2 separate regions of the Mus musculus genome follow, and region 2 is linked to region 1. A link is a loop called in an ENCODE intact Hi-C map of the cell type or tissue named here. Cell type or tissue: left cerebral cortex. All regions are shown on one strand. Each heading gives the region's core, and the rest is flanking DNA. Links, peaks and the distances in the headings are about the cores only.

Evidence for each region. Peaks named below come from ENCODE experiments on the same cell type or tissue, not always from the same donor. Only the 100,000 strongest peaks of a DNase experiment are listed, where the experiment ranks them.
Region 2: it touches region 1 in a loop (2.9-fold over the local background); 8 of 42 quality-filtered maps call a loop at or near these places.

What each region holds. Positions count from the first base shown.
Region 1 is chr10:22,594,060-22,603,615 of GRCm38, forward strand. The region is part of intron 1 of Gm40612 (a long non-coding RNA gene); the gene reads right to left. Among named protein-coding and RNA genes, the nearest start is that of Gm46216, 6.4 kb to the right of the region's middle. In left cerebral cortex, for the core only: no CTCF peak of the experiment used is centred there; a DNase peak (open chromatin) is centred at 5,183.
Region 2 is chr10:22,710,496-22,720,051 of GRCm38, forward strand. Tbpl1 (TATA box binding protein-like 1) reads right to left here. Exons shown (of 7, transcript NM_011603.5): 2 at 1,419-1,596. The coding sequence starts at 1,553. Among named protein-coding and RNA genes, the nearest start is that of Mir7663, 14 kb to the right of the region's middle. In left cerebral cortex, for the core only: CTCF peaks have their summits at 4,263 (motif pointing left) and 8,105; DNase peaks (open chromatin) are centred at 4,234, 4,569 and 8,227.

The DNA.
Region 1 (9,556 bases), core at 451-8,450:
TTAAAAAGATGTGTTTCTGAGCCAATTTTAACCATCCTCTAATCACTAGGAACGTCCAAACTAAGCATTGTAAATGTCCGTGTTAACTTAATGCACATACCAGTGAACCAATGAGATGTGAAAATGCTTTAGTTTGATTCTTTGTGCACAACTCTATTCTGATGTGAGGCAGGATATTTGATCACACCATGAACCCTGAGATTGTGTTATTTACTAGACATGCCTGTTTTTAGCTGTGGTGTAGCTCAGCCTTAGTATACCCCTTTAATCCAAGACCTTTCTTGCTACATCCACTCCAGTAGTGACATGCGTGGCAGGCCCCCAAAACCTGGACGAAGTCCGGAGGCAAAAAGTTCATGGAAACTTAAGTCTCCTGGAAATTTGGCATTCCCATAGCTAGAATGCCCCAGATTTGTCCCTGTGATAATGTGGAGGGTCTTGCAGGCTTTCTTACAGTATTTTACTGGATAAGAGTAAGAAATCTCAGAGCAAGGTACTCCCATATGCAAGAATTTACCATTAGCAAGGAAGAAGGAAGGTTGTGGTATAAGAAGAAACTATAGTAAATACTTAGAACTATAGATAGCTGAGTTACACCCATACACAAGAATTTACAATGGCCTAGGGGGAATGTGGACTATACAATAGACTAGAATTGGAACTATGGCAAGGGCATGAAGCCCTTGCCCCTGGCTTCTAAGATTAAGCTGACCTTAGGTGGGGCTGCTTTTGATCCCAGTTGTTAACTTTGAATTTTATCCCAGTTGGTTCCTGTTAGCATTTTGTATGCATTCCTCTGTTTTGTGTAAAAGTCACTTATAAGACTTGTGTTCACTTTGAGACAAATTACATTCAGATACCACACTCCCTTGTGTTCATATTTGTTTGTCATTTCTCGCCAACTCCTTGCCCACCTGTCTGGAACCCAGATTTCTTCTGCAGATTGAGGGGGGCTGACTGGGGCCAGTCCGTGGCACTTTCTGATTGAATATTGTAAACAGGGTTAAATAAAGTCAACCATAGGTCAAGAGGCAGAGCAAGCAACCAGTTCACAGGAGGTGACCATAGGATTATTAAGAAAAAAACAGAGAGAGTCAGGAGGATGGATGGATAGAGAGCCGCACAGGAAGTAGGAGGAAGGGACTTTGAGTTAGAAGGTTTCTTGAGTCAGCACGAGAGAGTAGCATTCCTGGAGGGATGTTGGCTAAGGAGGACCAGCTGGGTGCTTTCTCTGCCTCTCTGAGCTAGCAGGCTTTCACCCCAGCTTCTGACTCTTCATTGGTAAGACCAAATGATTATGATTTTATTAAAAACCACCAAAGATGTGTGCTGTGATTTATTTCTTATTCACCTTACTCTCTAGCAGACTAAGATCCAGACAGTATGGGTCCTCCTGTTCATAGCACTTCAGAGCATAGCACAAATTAGCAAAGAACCTTTCTCTGTCTGTCTTCCTTTTTTAAAGAAAAGGCTTCATGTGACTTAGGCTGGCCTTGAACTCACTATGTAGCTGAGGCTGATTTTGAACTCCCCTGCTCTTCCTGACTCTACTCTCCAGTGCTCAGATTATAGGTGAGAGATTACCACCATGTCTGGCTCCAAGCAACTTATTTCTAACTCATTAACATTGTCTACTTAGTCAATGTTGTAACTCGGTCACCATCCCTACAGGTCTGGTTCCTGGTCATCTATACTACGATTTTCTCACTCAGCACTGGATGTGAGTAAGCAGAATGGAGCTCAGAGTGGAGGCAGCATTTCTAGTAGAACTGCATCTGCATTCTCCTCCTTCATTACAGTTTCCAATCTACTTGCGAGGTGGCGCCCCTCTGTCAGTTGGGTGGACCCTAAGGAAAACCTCAAGAAACTTTTCTCTGGATCCCCGCCCCCACACCCAACAAAACAAAAAAACAAAAAGTCCAGTCTCCATATGGGAAGAGCTATTTATGGTAAGATAGTTTATCTCCATCACTAATATGGGCTGCTTCCTTGGAAAGTAAAATCTTCAAACTTGCCTGGAGACATCTTCATCCAGTCAGGCCTCCTTCGGTCTAAAGACTAACCACGGGGGACCTGGTAAGTGTGAGTTGCCTTGAATTTTCCTCCCGGCTGCTCGGGAACTCTTAAGGACAGGGTACAGAGGCTCCAAGCTCACCAGTTTCTTTGATGCTCCTAAGGGTTTCCTAGGGACCTCTATGAAGGCTTTTGTTGCTGGTCCTCTCATGGGTAAATGCTTCTGTCTGAGCCATGAGACAACCCTTGTAAAATCAAGACACGAATTGGGACTTGAACCCACAATCCCAGAACTGTAAAACCAAGACATGATGTGGGACTCAAACCCACAATCTCATAACTGAAAAACCAAGACACAAATTCAGCGGTGCCACATTTAGACAACAGACAACATGTAAGACTCACACAAAGAAACGTACCTCCAAGGGGTCTTTCGGGGTTCCTGGGTGTCACGCAGATCTTGGTGGGGCCTCCAAATGAAAGAACCTAGTGGGGAAACCCCCACTCAATTCCCAATTCGGCGTGCACCCAAGAATCATGAACAGACCGTCTTGATGTAAATACACGAGGTAGTTTAATGACGGAGCTCCGGGTTGAAAAGTATCTCACGCAGGAGACAGTGGATTCAGCCATGAGGCTTGAAAGCTAGGGGTTTTTATAGAAAAGGGTCTGGGGCTGGGGGAGGAATTGGTGCGGTTTCACATGATTAGTTCATTTAAACATCAGCAGGGAGGAATTGGCACGGTTTCACATGATTGATTCATTTAAACATCAACAGACTGTACATGCAGATCGAGGTAACAGCCAAGCTTCTGGGTAACATTTCACTTAGGTCAGAAGGGTGGGAGATAGGGAGGCTCCGGGCCAGTCCGGACATTCTTATATGTCTTCCCTATCTTTATGGCTAGTTGTTTCCTGGGATGACTTTACAGCCTTTGTTCTTTGCTCTAAGCCCAAAAAGCCCTCCTAACTAGCAAGCCGCATGAGTCATGGACCTTGAATTTTAATTTTCTGGCTAGGGCTTTGAAGTCTTGAATTTAGTTTTATTTCTTTCACCCTCACCTTCTGTATCTACGTGTTTCCTTATCCTGCCAAAATCCCCTCATGTGACTGATTACTTGTGTAGGTCGGGTTCCTTGTCAGTGGGGTAGTTCCGATCTTCCTCTCCCTGTTGGTCCAACATATGATCAAGCATCTTTGAGTGCTACATCCACTCCAGTAGTGACAAGCACGACAGGCCCTGAAAACCTAGGCGCTGTCCCGAGGCGAAAGTTCATGGAAACTTAGTCTCCTGGAATCGTGGAATCCTGTATAAAGAATGCTCCACTGTCCTTGCTTTAGTTGGTAAATGGATCTGTGTGCTTTCCCTTAATATTGCTTTATTACAAGTGCTCCTAAGGATTGATATTTTGACATATAGCTAAGTTAGATTCTAGGCAGTCCTTGATCCAACCTTGGGCATGGATAGCTAAGTCACTGCCCTACATAGAAATTTACCATTATCTAGGAAGAAGAAAGTTTGTGACCTAAGGAGGAACCAGAGTAGATACTTAGAACTATAGGTAGCTGAGTTACACCCATACACAAGTATTTACAATGGCCTAGGGGGAAGGTCGACTATACAAAAGAGTAGGAACTATGCCAAGGGCACAAAGCCCTTGTCCCTGGTTTCTAAGATTAAGTGGACCTTAGGTGGAGCTGTTTTTGATCCCAGTTGTTAACATTGAATTTTATCCCAGTTGGTTCCTGCCAGTCCTTCCATGTTTGCATTCCTCTGTTTTATGTAAGAATCCAGTAACCTCATTGTCACCTAACTTCCCTATTTTCTTCTGTATAAAAAGTTTGATGCTCGATTTGACACATTACATTCAGATCCAGCACACTCTCTCATGTCTGTGTCTGTCTGTCTGTCAATTCCTGCCGACTCTATCTATGCCCATCTGTCAGAACCCCTGATTCCCACGGATTGAGGGGGGCCAGCTAGACCCGGTCCGTGACATTTGAGTTTCCCTCTGTTCCCACCACAGCCAAGGAGAAGAGACGGCAGCAGAATTTCACTGACATTTTCTCCACTACAAAAAGAAGACTGAGCGGTAGTGACATCAACAACCTGAGTGTCCTCAGGGAAAGCCTGCAGGAAGGGTGGGCTTGCTTTTCCTACACTTCGAAGAATCAGGGGAAGCAAGCGTTTTTTGTTTTTTGTTTTTTGTTTTTGTTTTGTTTTGTTTTTAACACATTTTTGTCAACCTGCAATGCTAGTGGCTATCTTCTCATTCACATTTCCTAGCCCTGTGCTTACCACGTGGCCAGAGATGTGTTAAGCCCTGGAGAAGAGACTCCACAGGGATTTGGTTTCTATAGGAACCCAGTATGACCTACCTGACCTACCTGTCGTACTGTTGTACTTGGCTTATGCTCTGAAACCTCTGAGCTTTTAATTAACAAAACTGGCCTGTGTTCTCTGCCCACAGTCAGAGTGTTTAACTCCTGTGCACACCACAGCCTCCAGGCAGCCAGCCTGTCTCAGGAAAAGCTACGCTGGTGACACAGACCTCAAAGTTGTTTTGGAAAACACAGTCAGCCTCTTGACTTAATCTTCCCCTCTATGAAGAAAGAAGAAAGGACTATGCCAGAGAGACCAGGCCAACACCAGAGCCCCAACCCATACACACACAGAGGAAACTGGGGTCAGAAAATGTCTGGGACCCCAGTGGCTCCCATCCTGTGGAAGATGTGTTTGATGTGTGAAGAAGTGACACAGTGGGTGACCCTGAGTTCCTGCTACACACTGTTCATATACAGGAAGCGCTGATCATGCTCTTGACCAGACATTTGCCTTTGGCTACTAGAGGATCTGAATTCAGGCACCAGTTACCTCCTGGGAAGTGCCAACTGTCCACATCTGGATAACTCAAGGGGATGTGCCACCGTGAGAAGTTAAGTTGGTGTACAGGCTCCAGTAGCGCTGTTGGTTTGGTGGGAAAATTCAGATTCCTTTAGGGTGCCTGAGCCAAGGAGCCCAGCTAGCTTGTTGCCAGGTAACCAAGAACTGTCTTCCCAAATTAGAGAACAAATAAAAAGGACCAGGAGGAGTAAATGGGGTGACTAACTCTAGAGAAATCAATTTTTTTTTCACGAAACCAAAGATATTTAAACAACAGCAAATCCAGAGAAGATACTGTGCACACCGCACTCCCACCGTGCACACCCCACTCTCACCACTGCCCACTCTCACCGTCACGCTGCCCACTCACCTGCTGTAGGAGAAGGGCTGAACTGCCAGAATAGAGCATACATGGATCGCATATGTCATTGTCACTCAGACACAACCTGACAATCAAGGGTTTTAGACAATTAGGTGGAGAGGTGAGGTTTCTTTCAGGAGGGGCACAAGCTCATACCCCTTGTTGGGATGGCAGCCTATTGTTTTCAGATTAACAATTGTTCTCTGAAATATGCTTTTCGTGTGTGTGTGTGTGTGTGTGTGTGTGTGTGTGTGTGTGTGTGTACACAGGTTCATGTCTTCCCAGTTGCCCTGGGTGTCATCCATTTTGTTCTTACCTTTTTTTTTTTTTTTAAATGTATTTCATTTGTTTTGTGTGTGCACGTTCAGTGGTCAGAGTGCAGCTTGGGAGAGTTCAGAGCTCAGAGGACAACTTGGGAGAGTTTTTCGATCACATGGGGATTGAACTCAGATCAAGTGCCTCCCCCAACCCCTACCCCCATCCCACCCCACGTGCGCCTTGACTCACTGAGCCATTTGGATGCCCTGCCTTCCAGTTTTTGAGACAGGTTCTCATTGGCTGGAAGCTTAGTACATAGCCTAGGCTGGCCAGCAATAGATCTGCCTTCCTATTACTGGAATTACAAATACTTATCATACTTGGCTGTTTTTCCCCAATGTGGGCAGCTAGGAGCAACCACCCCAAACTGGGGGATTGAATTCATACTTTGAAGGTAAGCACTTCACCCCCCTGAGCCATTTCCCAAGCCCTCTGGAGAATGCTACATGGAGTTAATTTTTACAAGAGAAAACACTTCATCATGAACCATCTCATTCTCTAGTCCATCATAACTGCAAATTCCAGGAAAATTCTCAAAATTTGCAATGTTGACCTAGTACTTTCTTTTGTATTCATTTTGACTTAGTTGGGAAATAGCCCCAATATATCTTTCAAAGGTATAAGGAGCAAAAACCTCTGGGCTATTAGGGTATTGTGATACAAGAAGACACACTTTGGTCTTCATCCCAGACTCCTAAGTGACAAGCTGTATCTTTGTTTGTCTACCTGTGATGATTAAGTTTTGTCAACTTGACACAACCTAGGGTCATCTGGGAAGCAAGAACCCCAATTGAGAAGATGCTTCCTTAACGTAGCATTGACTATATGTAGGCAAGTTAGTGGAATCCTTTCTTGGTTAGGAACTGGTGTGTGGAGGACCCCTCTCTCTGTGGGTGGCATCACCTCTTGGCAGATGATCCTGGGGTCTATAAAAATGCAAGATGAATGAGCCACAGGGAGGAGGCCAGTAGAAGTTTCCTCAATAATCTATGTCAGTTCCTGCCTTCAGGTTCTTGTTGTGATTCCTGCCTTAGCTTCCCTTGGTAATGAACTGTAGTTTGCAAGGCAAATAAACCCTTTCCTTCCTGGGATGCCTTTCATCATGAACTTTACCACAGCAATAAAAATCTAACCAAGACACCATCACAAACTCCTACCAACCACATCTGAGTTTAAGCTGATGAGGTGACTTTTGTAAAGGTCTGATGGGACAATATCATAGTCAGGCAATCACGTCACCACGGAGGATAACTTTGAGTTTAACTTAAAAGGAGATGAAACAGGACCAGTGGGTATTGACTTACTAACCTGGGCAATGGTTTATTCAGCTGTGCTATGCATGGAGCCACTATAAAACCCCAAAAGAAGGGTTTTGCCAAAGACATGTTGATACTAGAAGTGTGCTTCCCTCTCTGAGGGCATGGAAGCTCCTTTCCGTATAGTGTGCTGTGCTCTCATCAGGCCATTCCCAAACTGCATCCTTTAAAGAACAAACGAGTAACAATCTACCAAGTAAGTTGTTTCTCTGGGTTCTCTGAGTTGTCATGGGAACCAGTTCAGAGCAATGACCAATGAGCGCCGAGAAGAGGCAGGACTTGGGAACAACTCCTGGGGTGACCTGAGGTGAAGGACAACATGGTGAGACTGAACCCTATGGCTGTGGGGGCCACGCCCAAGAGCAGGAAGATGCTGTCAGTGTTGAGCTGACCTGTAGAACCTCTAGTTGGTTGTACGTAGAGGATTTCTGCAGACAAAGCAAAACTGTCTAGAAACAAAATTGAGTCTAGATAGTGAATTAGTTAAGTAACAATGATAATTTGTCCATTCATATGTAGTATGCCCAAATTTGCTTTGTCTTTATGTTAGAGTAATGGCATGCATTGTTTTACAACTCTAGCTGAGTTACCTGACCCCCTTGACACCTGCCAGCTGACCTCTACGACCATGAACATCACTAACATATGTACAAGGGTCCAGGTCAAGGCCAAGCTTCCCCATTACCCTCCCAGAGAGGAAGCAGGCCTCATTCCTGCTGCTAACCCTTTTCTCCACAGCTACCACTCTCCTCCCTTTGATGGCCAACCAGCCTCACTCCTCTCTGTGGCCAGTCTCTACTTTTGCACACAGCACTCCATACCTTCTCAGTGACTGAAGGTCAAGGCAGTGTCTTCTGCCCATTTTCTCTCCTGGGTCCATGCCTCCAGCACACCAGCTGTGGAAGAATCCTTTTCTTGGTTCTGCTCTCAACTCTTTGCCTATTTCCAGTTTCTCTTAGGAAGAAAACTCCATAGACTTGTCTGTAATCCCCCACTCTGGTTCTCCCCCACCTCATTTTCTAATGAACTCACCCAAACTAGGCTTCTCATGGCTTTGTCAGTGAACCCACCAAAGGCAGAGTTGTAGTATAGTAGTATACTATATTTATTGTATAGTATACTATAATTATTGGGTGGAGGAGTTCTAGACCCTCTTTTGTTCCCAAATATCTGCAGGGCATTTCTACATCCTCTTTAGCACTTACAGATCCTGAATAACAGACACAGTGACCTGGTATTTTTATTAACAAGTTGCTGGTACTATGCTGGGCAGATTCTGAGCTATTCTAATCCTCTCTGCTGATAATACCCAGATAAATGCCCCATCACCTGCCATCTGAATCTTGCCCTGGCTTGCTTGGCTCCATGTATGTCCTTGTAGCTGCTTTCTCATGATGACCTGGTGGCAAATCCTCCTGGTTCTTCCACATGATGTCTCTATCTTCTTTCCTCATGTTCCTTCTCCCTCTACCTCTCTACCTAGAGCCCTCTTCACTGGGATCCCATATCCAACCTCTACCGTCCTCTCCTGCCCAGTCATAGGCTGATTAGCTCTTTATTGATTGATCAGAAATGATGGAAAATAATTTTTATATAACATTGAAACTGGAGATGCTTGATTATGCCATCATCTACACTGTAAACTGCCACGGACTGGACTCAGTGGGTCCCTCAACCAGCGGGGAACCAGGGCTTCAGTGCTCAGGTGAGCAAGGAGTCAGCTGAAAGTGACAAACAGAAACTGACACAGAGAGAGTGCTGTATCTGAATGTAATGTCTCGAAGTGAGCATCAGACTTATATTACAGAAGAAAACAAAGAAGTTAGGTGACACATCAGCCAAGGTACACTGAAGTTATCTGACACAAAACAGAGAAATGCATACATAAAGACTGACAAGAACCAGGCAGTAGTTACAATTGAGATAAAAGGTGGCCCTTTCTAAAGTCAGCCATTTGGGAACTAGGTGAGGATTTTACACCCTACTCACAATTTATGCTATTCCTCTGAGCCTTGTGAAAGCTTGCACCAGGAGGTTAACCTTTTCATGAAGAATGGAGTATTGAAGTTCCTCCTTAAACCACAACCCTCCTTCTTCCTAGACCATTGTAAATTCCTGCATATGGGAATGACTGGGCTGTAATTCTAAGTTGACTTTGTAGAACTTGCCCTGAGATTTCTAGCTCTTATCCAGTAAACTGCAATGTCTGATTTCTTTCACTCTCTATCAATACTGGAGGCATTATGTCTGAATGAGTAGCATTACCTATAATATAACACTGACTATCGACTATCGCAAATATCCACAAATCTGGAACATTCATGCTACAGGATGCCAAGGCTCCAGGAGACTAGTTTCTGTGAAATATTTTGCCTCAGGACTGTGTCCCAGATTTTGGGCTTGCCACATAGAAGACTTCACTGGAGTGGGTATGGCAGTAAACAGATCTGGGTGCAAAAATCAGCATCTGAATATACAGTGCACAAGACCAACCCCCAACATTAGAGTCTACCATGGTAAGGGAAGGAGCTTGTAATGGCTGGCCCATGTGATGGCTGGTTTATGTGATGGCTGGTTCATGTGATGGCTGGTTCTTGTGATGTCTGGCTCATGTGAGGGCTGGCCAATGTGATGGCTGATTCATGTGATGGCTGGTTCATGTGA
Region 2 (9,556 bases), core at 623-8,622, 120 kb after region 1:
TAGGTCTCCTACGGCAACTCCTCAGTGCACCGTGGAGCCTCAGCACTCAGCCTTGCTCTCTCTTTCCTCCCTACTCCCACGTCAGTGTGCTTTCTCTCCTCAGTCTTCCCCCTGCTGGGCTAAGTATGTATGTAATGTCTGTTAGAGGAAGGATGCGATGCTTGCTGTGCTGAGTCTGGCTTACTCCCCTTCACTGCATGTAACAATGACATGCTCAGCGTGCATGTGTCAATTTTCTTTGTCCTCTCATCTGAGGACACCTAGCTTGACTCTGTCCCACCTGTCTCAGAGGCTGAGTTTACAATCCCATCAGCAGCGTGTATATAAGGGGCCACATCCCTGCAGCCGCAGTGCTTTGAATGAGAATGCTCTCCATAGGCTCATAGGTTCAAATACTTGTCCTCAGCTGGTGGCACTGTTTGGGAAGGAATAGGAGCTGTGGCCCTGGAGGAGCTGTGTCACTGGGGTTTGAGGTTTCAGCAGCCCAGGCCATTCCCAGTGTCAGTCCCCCTATGACCCTAACTCTGCCACACGCTTGTGGATCAAGATGTGAGCTCTTGCTACTACTGCCTGCCTGCCATGCCTGCCTGCTGCCATGCTTCCCACCAGAACTGCCTGAAACTATAAGCCCACAATAAACTCTTTCTTCTATAAGTGACAGAAAAGAAACTAAGACACTAGTCGCTGTTGTTCCCTTTTCTCTACGAGCCATGTGGACTAGGGTGACTTTTATTTTGCATTTCCCATGTTTCTACTGTTTCCTGGCTGCATTTTTCAACATGTACTTTATCAAAGCCAAATGCATATCCACTGTCAATATAGCTGACATCAAATCACTAACATTTTGTTACTTATTAATAACACTAATGCTTTTAAATAGATTAAAGAGGTTTAATAAAACAAAATCTTACACGTAGGTTAAAACACGAATCACATTCTTTTTTTTTTTGTTTGTTTTTTTTCGAGACAGGGTTTCTCTGTATAGTCCTGGCTGTCCTGGAACTCACTTTGTAGACCAGGCTGGCCTCGAACTCAGAAATCTGCCTGCCTCTGCCTCCCGAGTGCTGGGATTAAAGGCGTGCGCCACCACACCCGGCACGAATCACAACTTATTTTATTTAGCAACTTATTTTTAAAAATATAACTTAGCTAACTAAAAAGGAACAGGAAATTTACATACAACAGAATTAAAGTAGGGTTTGAACTAGGGTATACAGCCACCAAGATGCAAAGTCAGTCCTATCTCTTATCTGTACCTGTAATCTCCAGGAGAAGGGCCATTTCTACAGGGCTCCATGCTGCCCAGTTACACCTAGCATAACAAGGTGCTCACAATTCATCTGCACAATACAACAGTACCACTCAAAGCATGGTCAGATCAGGCTAGAGAGTGCACACACTGAAACTCAGACACTTACCCCAACATCACGCTTATAAATTACATTTGCTCCCTCCAAAGCAATCTTCCTTAAGTTCAAATGGCATCTTGTTCTAAAAACACAGACTACATTTGTAATTAAAATGTCCAATGCAACATCACTGTCTGCATCCATTGGGGTAGTTTAGAAACTTGGTTCCCACCACGAAGATCACATCCTGGGAGAGAAAACAAAATAGTCACTGAAATTTTATGTTCTGCCATTTTCCACAAATAATCTTAAATGTCACAGTAGGTGCAAAAAAATTATCTTTAAATAACTTTCAATCCTTAAAAACCAGTAACTTTTACATGCAAGAATCACCCCCATGTTTCATGTGTGCTCTAGTTACAGTGAGAAGCCACGCATATCACACTCAAGGACTGGACTTTGTGGCTCTGAGTCCTTGTAGGCACAATACAAAACCCTAGCATTTAACAAAAGGATTCAATTCTGTGCTGTGAATCCCTGCACTTAGGAGGCTGAGGCAGAAGGACTGCCCCAGGTTTAGGGCTAGCCTTGGGCTAATAAGGTGTGGCCCTATTTTAGAATATTAAGAAATAAAAATTTCTAAAACCTGTATACAACCATATAGTATTCAGTTCTATATATTAACCAAACCATAACCTGACTGTATGTTTTCTTGTATCTTTGGCCTTTAATCTGCATATCTTTCATTTTCTGTTCCATGTGTACATTTGAGCTCCTTTAATCCTTCACTTAGGGTTAATGTAGCCATATTTCTAAGGAGAATTTTAATGGTTATAATTATAGAATCCCTTTTTTGTACCATCCTATTTGACCTGAATACCAAGATTATATCAGTTTTAGAAAACTTAGGGTAGTTCTTATTGTTTTAAAATTCTCTGGAAAACAATATAAAAGAGCTTATTTTCAAAATATTTGAACTTGTTATTTGCTTGAGATTTTTGGAAAACGAATTCAGTATTGTTGGTGTTTTAAGACAACAGACACTGTTTCCATCGCTCTACTGTTTGGTTTTCCTCGGTTGTTCCTGAGCGGTGCCTACCCACCTTGCTCTGCAGCTCACACTGTGCAGAGGTGAGTCCTTCCTTCCTGTGCTGAGTAAGCTGACCCTGTCTTTGCAATTTTTTTGGCCTATGCTGTTTCATCTCTGAGATCTGTTCAATACATCTTCTAAAGTGAAAACTACTTAAGCTTGAATTCCTTTCTCTTTTTTAAAATAAACGCTGAAGGCCATCATAATGTGCTGCTTCAGCGTTTTTCTACCTTGGGGTATGTTTTCACTGCCTGTCAATTCTAGTAACATTTAAAACTCTGTTAGTGTTTCTTGGATGAGTTATTCAAAGTTTATAATTTTATAAACATTCTTTTCTTTTCTTTTTTTAACCTTACTAGTTAGCAGCTGAGGAAATGCTAACTTAAAAGAATGTGATAACATTTATCATGGCAAATAACTGTCCTAGCTCTAATATAAACATAACAGTATTCTCTTATAATTTAATATAGAAATATTCTACAAAAGATACTGTGATAGTGGGTTATCAGAACCTAATATATAATATATATGTAACATGTTTTATATATATATATATATGTGTATATATATATATATATATATATACACACACACACACACATATATAATACACACACACACACACACACACACACACACACATATATAAAAAATGGAATTTCTGCCAGTTGGTAATACTGAGCTAAGCAAAGAATAAATACAGAGAAATTGCTAATAACTAAAAGTAACTAGTTTAAAACAGCATAACACATACTATGAAATATACTTTTATTGTGTGTGTGTGCGCATGTGTGAGCATGCTTTCAAAGGTCAAGAGGCATCAGCTCCCTTGGACCTAGAATTATAGGTGGTTGTAAGCTACCAGGTGGGTGCTTATATCTGAGCTCAGGTCTCTGCAAGAGCAGTAAGTAACACATACTTAATCCCTGAGCCACCTCGTCAGCACCAAGATATACTTTATGAATCGTACACAACACAAAAGCTTAGACAGAGCTTCATGTTGCTAGTGTGTCTAGTGACTCAGATTGGTCAGTGGTTAAGAGTACTGGCTGCTCTTCTCAGTTCCCACATCGGAGGCTTACCAACATCCTTAACTCCAGCTTCAGGGACTCTAGCCTCCCCGGCCTCTGTGCAGCACACACTTAACTAGTATGGAGGCCTGGAGAGAATTTATTTTGGCTGTGTGTGTGTGTGTGTGTGTGTATTTATGAATATATGTGTATATACACACACAGATACATATCATATATACGTATCAAAATGTTAATGTCTCTATTCAGAGCATTAGCATTTCTGGTAGAATATGGATTTCATTTTTGATTTTGAACTAGGCTTTCATGTAGCTTAGGCTGTACCTGAGGATGAGCATCAGCTTGTAATTTAGCAACTGAGCTATACGCCAGCTCTGAATCTGAATTCTTAAATCAACAAATCCATACTCGGCTTACTGTTAAAAAGTAAAGTAACTTCAATGTAGGTATCAACAGCTTGCACACTCTCTGTCTAGGCCTTACATTTAGAATGGCTTAACTGTTTTATCTCATTTTCAAGGAAATGCCAAGTATGACTTTGATTGGTCAAATATCTCCAAATAAACTGTTTAGAATTACAGCTGTCTTGTTTTCCTGAAATGCTACGTTCCTAGCACTCTGTAACATACACACGGAAGCAGAGCGCGCCTTCCCCTTGCATTGACTGTAGACAACACAGCATCTATCTTTAGGTCACAGACTTTCTAGCCTAGTGCTTGGTATTCACTGCAAAGCCACTGCTTCAGCAACTGCAACCTTGGATCTCCTGCAGAACACTGCCCCCTCCTGGCTCTGATGACAAACTTCATCAGAAGCAACCACACCACATTTTCCACAAGAGACCACAATAACTGCTGTCATAAAAACAAAGCACAAATAACCTTACCTTCCAATGGAAAGCCAAAAAAGTCAAACTAAATAGACCTGCTTCCACACAGCACAAGAGTCTTGCTACTCGAAGACATTGTGTTACAGCGCGGGTGTTGGGAGGGGCTTCAGAGGCTTGACCACAAAGTTAGCATCCATAATTTGAGAACTGGCCAACTTAGGGCAAAAATGGTAACAGACCAATTTACAACACATACAAGCCCACTCACACAGTCCCAAGAGAGCTCTCTTTTCTAAATGTCAGACAAATCAACACAGTTCCACACTAACACTGTATTCTCCACAAAGCAGCCATCCCACACTCTGATCCCACCCCGCTACCCAACAGTCGCCACTCCTCTGAGAAGAAGAATCCTACTTTGCCTTTTAGGAGAAGGTTCTTTCTCATCTCTGAGAAGTAGCATAAACGACAGAAGAGGGCTCGGGCTGTGGAGCTGGCCTTAACTTTGTGGAGTGATCAGTCACCTAGCTTTCTCCAAGTCTTCAGCTCCTCTTCTGTAAACTGGTGGTCATATGCATGGCCAAGGGAAGGTCATCAAGAACAGAGCATGGGCAGATGAGTCAGTCAAGAAAAGACTTGGTCTAAGGTGCTGGCTGTCTAGTGAATGCAAGGAGAGAGAAGCTACGAACAGTCACAGGAAAGACCCCAGAGTACACAATACAGGCAAAAGGAAGTCTGGAACACCAAAGAGAACAAGGAAACCTGTAGCAGAAAGCAGTCCAGAGGTGAAAGCAGCCGAGAAGGCGGCAGAAATGAGCTGGATTTTCAAACCATCACCTGGCAATGATGAAAATGTTAATAAGGTAGATAGGATTTATGAAAAGGTACGGGCAGCATGGGTGATAATATGAAAAGAAAAGCAATTTGTTGTTTAAACATTAAATTTTGATATATTAAGCTTATAAAAATACAGTATTATGTAGTAATTCTCTTTATATAGAATGCATTTTAATTTCCACTTAATGTCATTTGACCTACTCTAAACAATATCAATGAAATAACAAAATTTATATACTTGTTATTTTCTCCAAAAGCTTGAAATAAATAGTACTGTTGATACTTCAGAAATACAGATACATTTTATACTTAAAGTAACTATGTACATATCCTTACATTTAAAGGTAATAAACTGAAGAAATTAATAATAATAAAAAAAAAGAACAGAGCATGTAGCAGGTACCAAGATTGTGGATGGCTTTTCAGTTAGATATGGTAACTGAACACTGTTGAATGAGTTGGTAGCAAACTCAAGCAAGTGCTGTTACAGCAACAGGTGGAAAGAACTAGATCCTAACAGGTTTGACAGGGCCAGCACACAGCATTCAATGGGCCAGAACCTGGGTAGCAAAACTTTTACTGGAACTCAGCTATGCTCACGTTACCATAGTTACCATAGTGACTGCAGAACAGGTGAATGGTGCTGAGCAAGATGTGCAGGCCTAAACTGTTTCCGATGTGCCTCTGAAAAAGTGTGATTCCTTCCTTGGCTAATCCACTAAGATAAATAAAACATTTAACACAAAAACACACAAATTCCATTTTAAAAATTAAAATTAACAGAAAGTATCCACGTACAAGGTCTTTGCCTGGACTCTTGTTGAACAACCCAGTATAAAAGACATTTAAGGGTACCATCAATGATCTATGCAGATCTACTTGATTTGACATTAGGGAATTACTGTGAATTTTAAGGGAGACAGCAGGAGTGGTTATCTAGACACCTACGCTAAGTTTTAGAGATTTGCAGAGGTATTCAGGTATTGTCATGTAGCTATGATCAACTTGAACTTTAAAATACAGTAATCTTTCCCTATTAGAACCTAGCAGCAGATCTGTTGGTGTCCAGTGTCTCTCAATGTCTGAATCTTGCCACACAAATCTGTACAATCTCATGGGAAAAGATGGAAGCGTGTAATATATACAGACTCAGGAATTATACACTAAGTTTCTATGTTAACTCTAGCGTTCTTGTCAGCCTAGATATTCCCTCTCAAGGCTAAACTTCCTGCACTCCTTCCTGTTCAAGGGCAGCAGAAGGACAAAGGAAGGGCATTACTACAGGGCCACAGTACATCGGCCTTAGTGAAATGAAAACCATAACTGGCTGGCAGGTACCATCCTATTACAGAGACATTCCTCTACTTGCCTGAATAGCGTATATCCCAGGCTTAGATTTTTCTTTTTTCCAAGTATGTAAGAATAAGAATTTCTAGCATACCTAGACTCACACACACACACAAAAAAACCCAAAGAAAAGGGTATGTTACCATATTACATAAAGCACTGAATAAATGCTGAAGCAAACATACTTCATTAAAAATTAATGTTCACAACAATATGAAGTAACCAGTACCCCCCAAGGTCTTGTTTCTAGCTGCATATGTAGCAGAAGATGGCCTAGTTGGCCATCATTGGGAAGAGAGGCCCCTTGGTCTTGCAAACTTTATATGCCTAAGTACAGGGGAACTCCAGGGCCAAGAAGTGGGAGTGGGTGGGTAGGGGAGCAGGGCGGGGGGAGGATAGGGGGAACTTTTGGGAGAGCATTTGAAATGTAAATGAAGATAATACCTAATAAAAATATTTAAAAAATTAATGTTCACTATACACACCTCTACCTATTAACTATACTACTTATTCTAAATAAAATCCCTTCTACCTGTAAACACAGCAATGGGAAGTCTGGGAAAAGAAAGTAGTCATTGCAGGTTCAAGGCCAACCTAGGCTACACAAAGTAAGGCGCTCCTAACAACAACAACAACAACAACAACAACAACACACAGCCTGAACACTGGAAGACAGATGGCATCCGGGTAAATAACTTGCATTAAAATGACTATCATATTTTTTTTTAAACCTATTCTACAGAGAAGGCTAGAGAGACAGCGTTTGTTGCCACCAAGTCTGACAACCTGAGTTCCATGGGACTCACATGATGGAGGGAAAGAACTCCCAACAACTTGTTTTCCGGTCTGACCTCCACACACTTGATACAGCCATGTGAACATGCACAGAGAAACAAATATAAATGAAATGTAATAAAAACCTTTTTAAAAAATTTTTATTTATTATACATAAGTACACTGTAGCTGTCTTCAGCCGCACCAGAAGAGATATCAGATCTCATTATAGATGGTTGTGAGCCACCATGTGGTTGCTGGAATTTGAACTCAGGACCTAGGGAAGAGCAGTCAGTGCTCTTACCTGCTGAGCCATCTCACCAGCCCAATAAAAAACTTCTTATTAAAAATAGTTCTCTGGATTTTGGTAACTATTTACTGAGCACACAAAGCCACACATAAAAATGAGTGTATTTAACTCTTCAATGATATCTTTCGGCAATGGTGCCTAAAGGCAGTGGAGAGATGTAAGTACTGTTCATTTTCTGAATGAGACCACCGCTAGGACACTCTTCTCTAGGCTGTGGAGCTGCCTGGGAACTGTGCTGCCACTGCCTAGCACCTGGAGAGTGGATTTTATTATAACCATTGCTAGTCAGGGAAAGAAATTCTAACCTTGAGTATGTTTTCTACAGAATACACTTTTACACCTTCATAAATTGAACCAGAGTAGGCCAGGAGCCACCCACATTTTACTAAATACAAATTTAAATTTGGGGGCTTAAACTTAAAGACATACAAGCCCCTTATTTTGTATAGACAAAATGTATTTTAGATATGCCCCTTACTACTTTAAGTAAACTCTGATGGCTGACCAGTTGTCAGCTGGATAGGATCCAGCACCCCTACAGGCCGAGCCTCCAGGCATGCTAGATCAGGTTAACCAAGGCGGAAGAGCCACCAGCCACCGACTGTGGGCAGCAACACTCCCAGGCTGAAGGGAGCAGAGCACAGGCACTCTCTCACTTGCACGGTGGCTGCCATGTGACCACCTGCCACAAGCTCCTGGAGCTGTGTCTTCTCTACTGTGACACATGACTGTAATCCTCAGCTGTGAGCCTGAATCAACCTTCTTGCCCTGAAGCTGCCATTAGAGTATTTTTGTCACATTAACAGAAAAGGAAGCAAAACACTGCTAGCCCCCAACTCTCTGTATATGTATACATGTATTTTCACTCCCTTTTGAGACAGTCTCACTTATATAGTCCTGGCTCTCCTGGAACTCATTCTGCAGACCAGGCTGGCCTCAAACTCATATAGGTATCCACCTGCCTTTGCCTCCCAAGTGCCAGGATTAAAAGTATGTGCCACCACACACTGCAATAAATGATTTTTAAGAAAGCATGTCAGTTCTGGTTACATATGAAATACTCAATCTCTGTTATGTTTTCTTAGGCTGTTAAATTCACATATTTATCTAAGCATATTAATAAATAAGATGGTGATCATATATAAGTGCTATCTTATAAAGTTACCAAAGGGTTTTGTAAAAATCCATTGACATGGGCTAGAGAACTGGCTGATGTTCCAGAGGAACCATATTCAATTTTGACACTCACACGGCAGGTCACAACTGTCTTTAACTCCAGTTCCAAGAGATCTGACCTCCTTTTCTGACCTCGATGGGCTCCAGGCAACATGTGTGATGCACATACATATATGCAGGCAAAAACCCCTATACTTACAAAATAAAGCAATGATAGTGATATCTTTGACAACTTGAGATACAAAACTAGCCAATACCCCATGAGTTGATTTTCCTGCATATTAATGAGGGTAAGCTCTTTAAATACTGCTAACCAGTTATACTTCTTTAAAGATAACTTTTATATCAAGGATCATTTTTCCCGATTCATAAAGCTCTTATATATAAATGTTAGCCAGGTTATCTATTCCTTCTGCTGAAAATGAATTCACTGTATTTCAATATATGGCTAGTGCCTCCTTGTTCCATAGCTCAGCATCACTTCTGTTCAACCAATTCTGTAACAAAACACTGGAAATCTAAGCCTGAGCCTCAAACTGGGATACAGCAATTCAGCAATGATGACTTGGGAGAAGGAAACAGCAAGTGTTCTTAACTCTGAAATAAGTTTAGACCATGATGTAGTAGTGGCTATTCCTGGTTGTCATCCTGACGATATCTGGAATGAACTACAATCCAGAATTGGAAGGCTCACCAGTGATCCTGATCTTGAGGCTGGGAGATACAAGTTTCTGACCTGGATCTTGGCATGGAGTCTTGAAGCATAGTGGCTATGAATCCCAGGAGACTAAGGTAAGGAGATCTCTGAGTTCA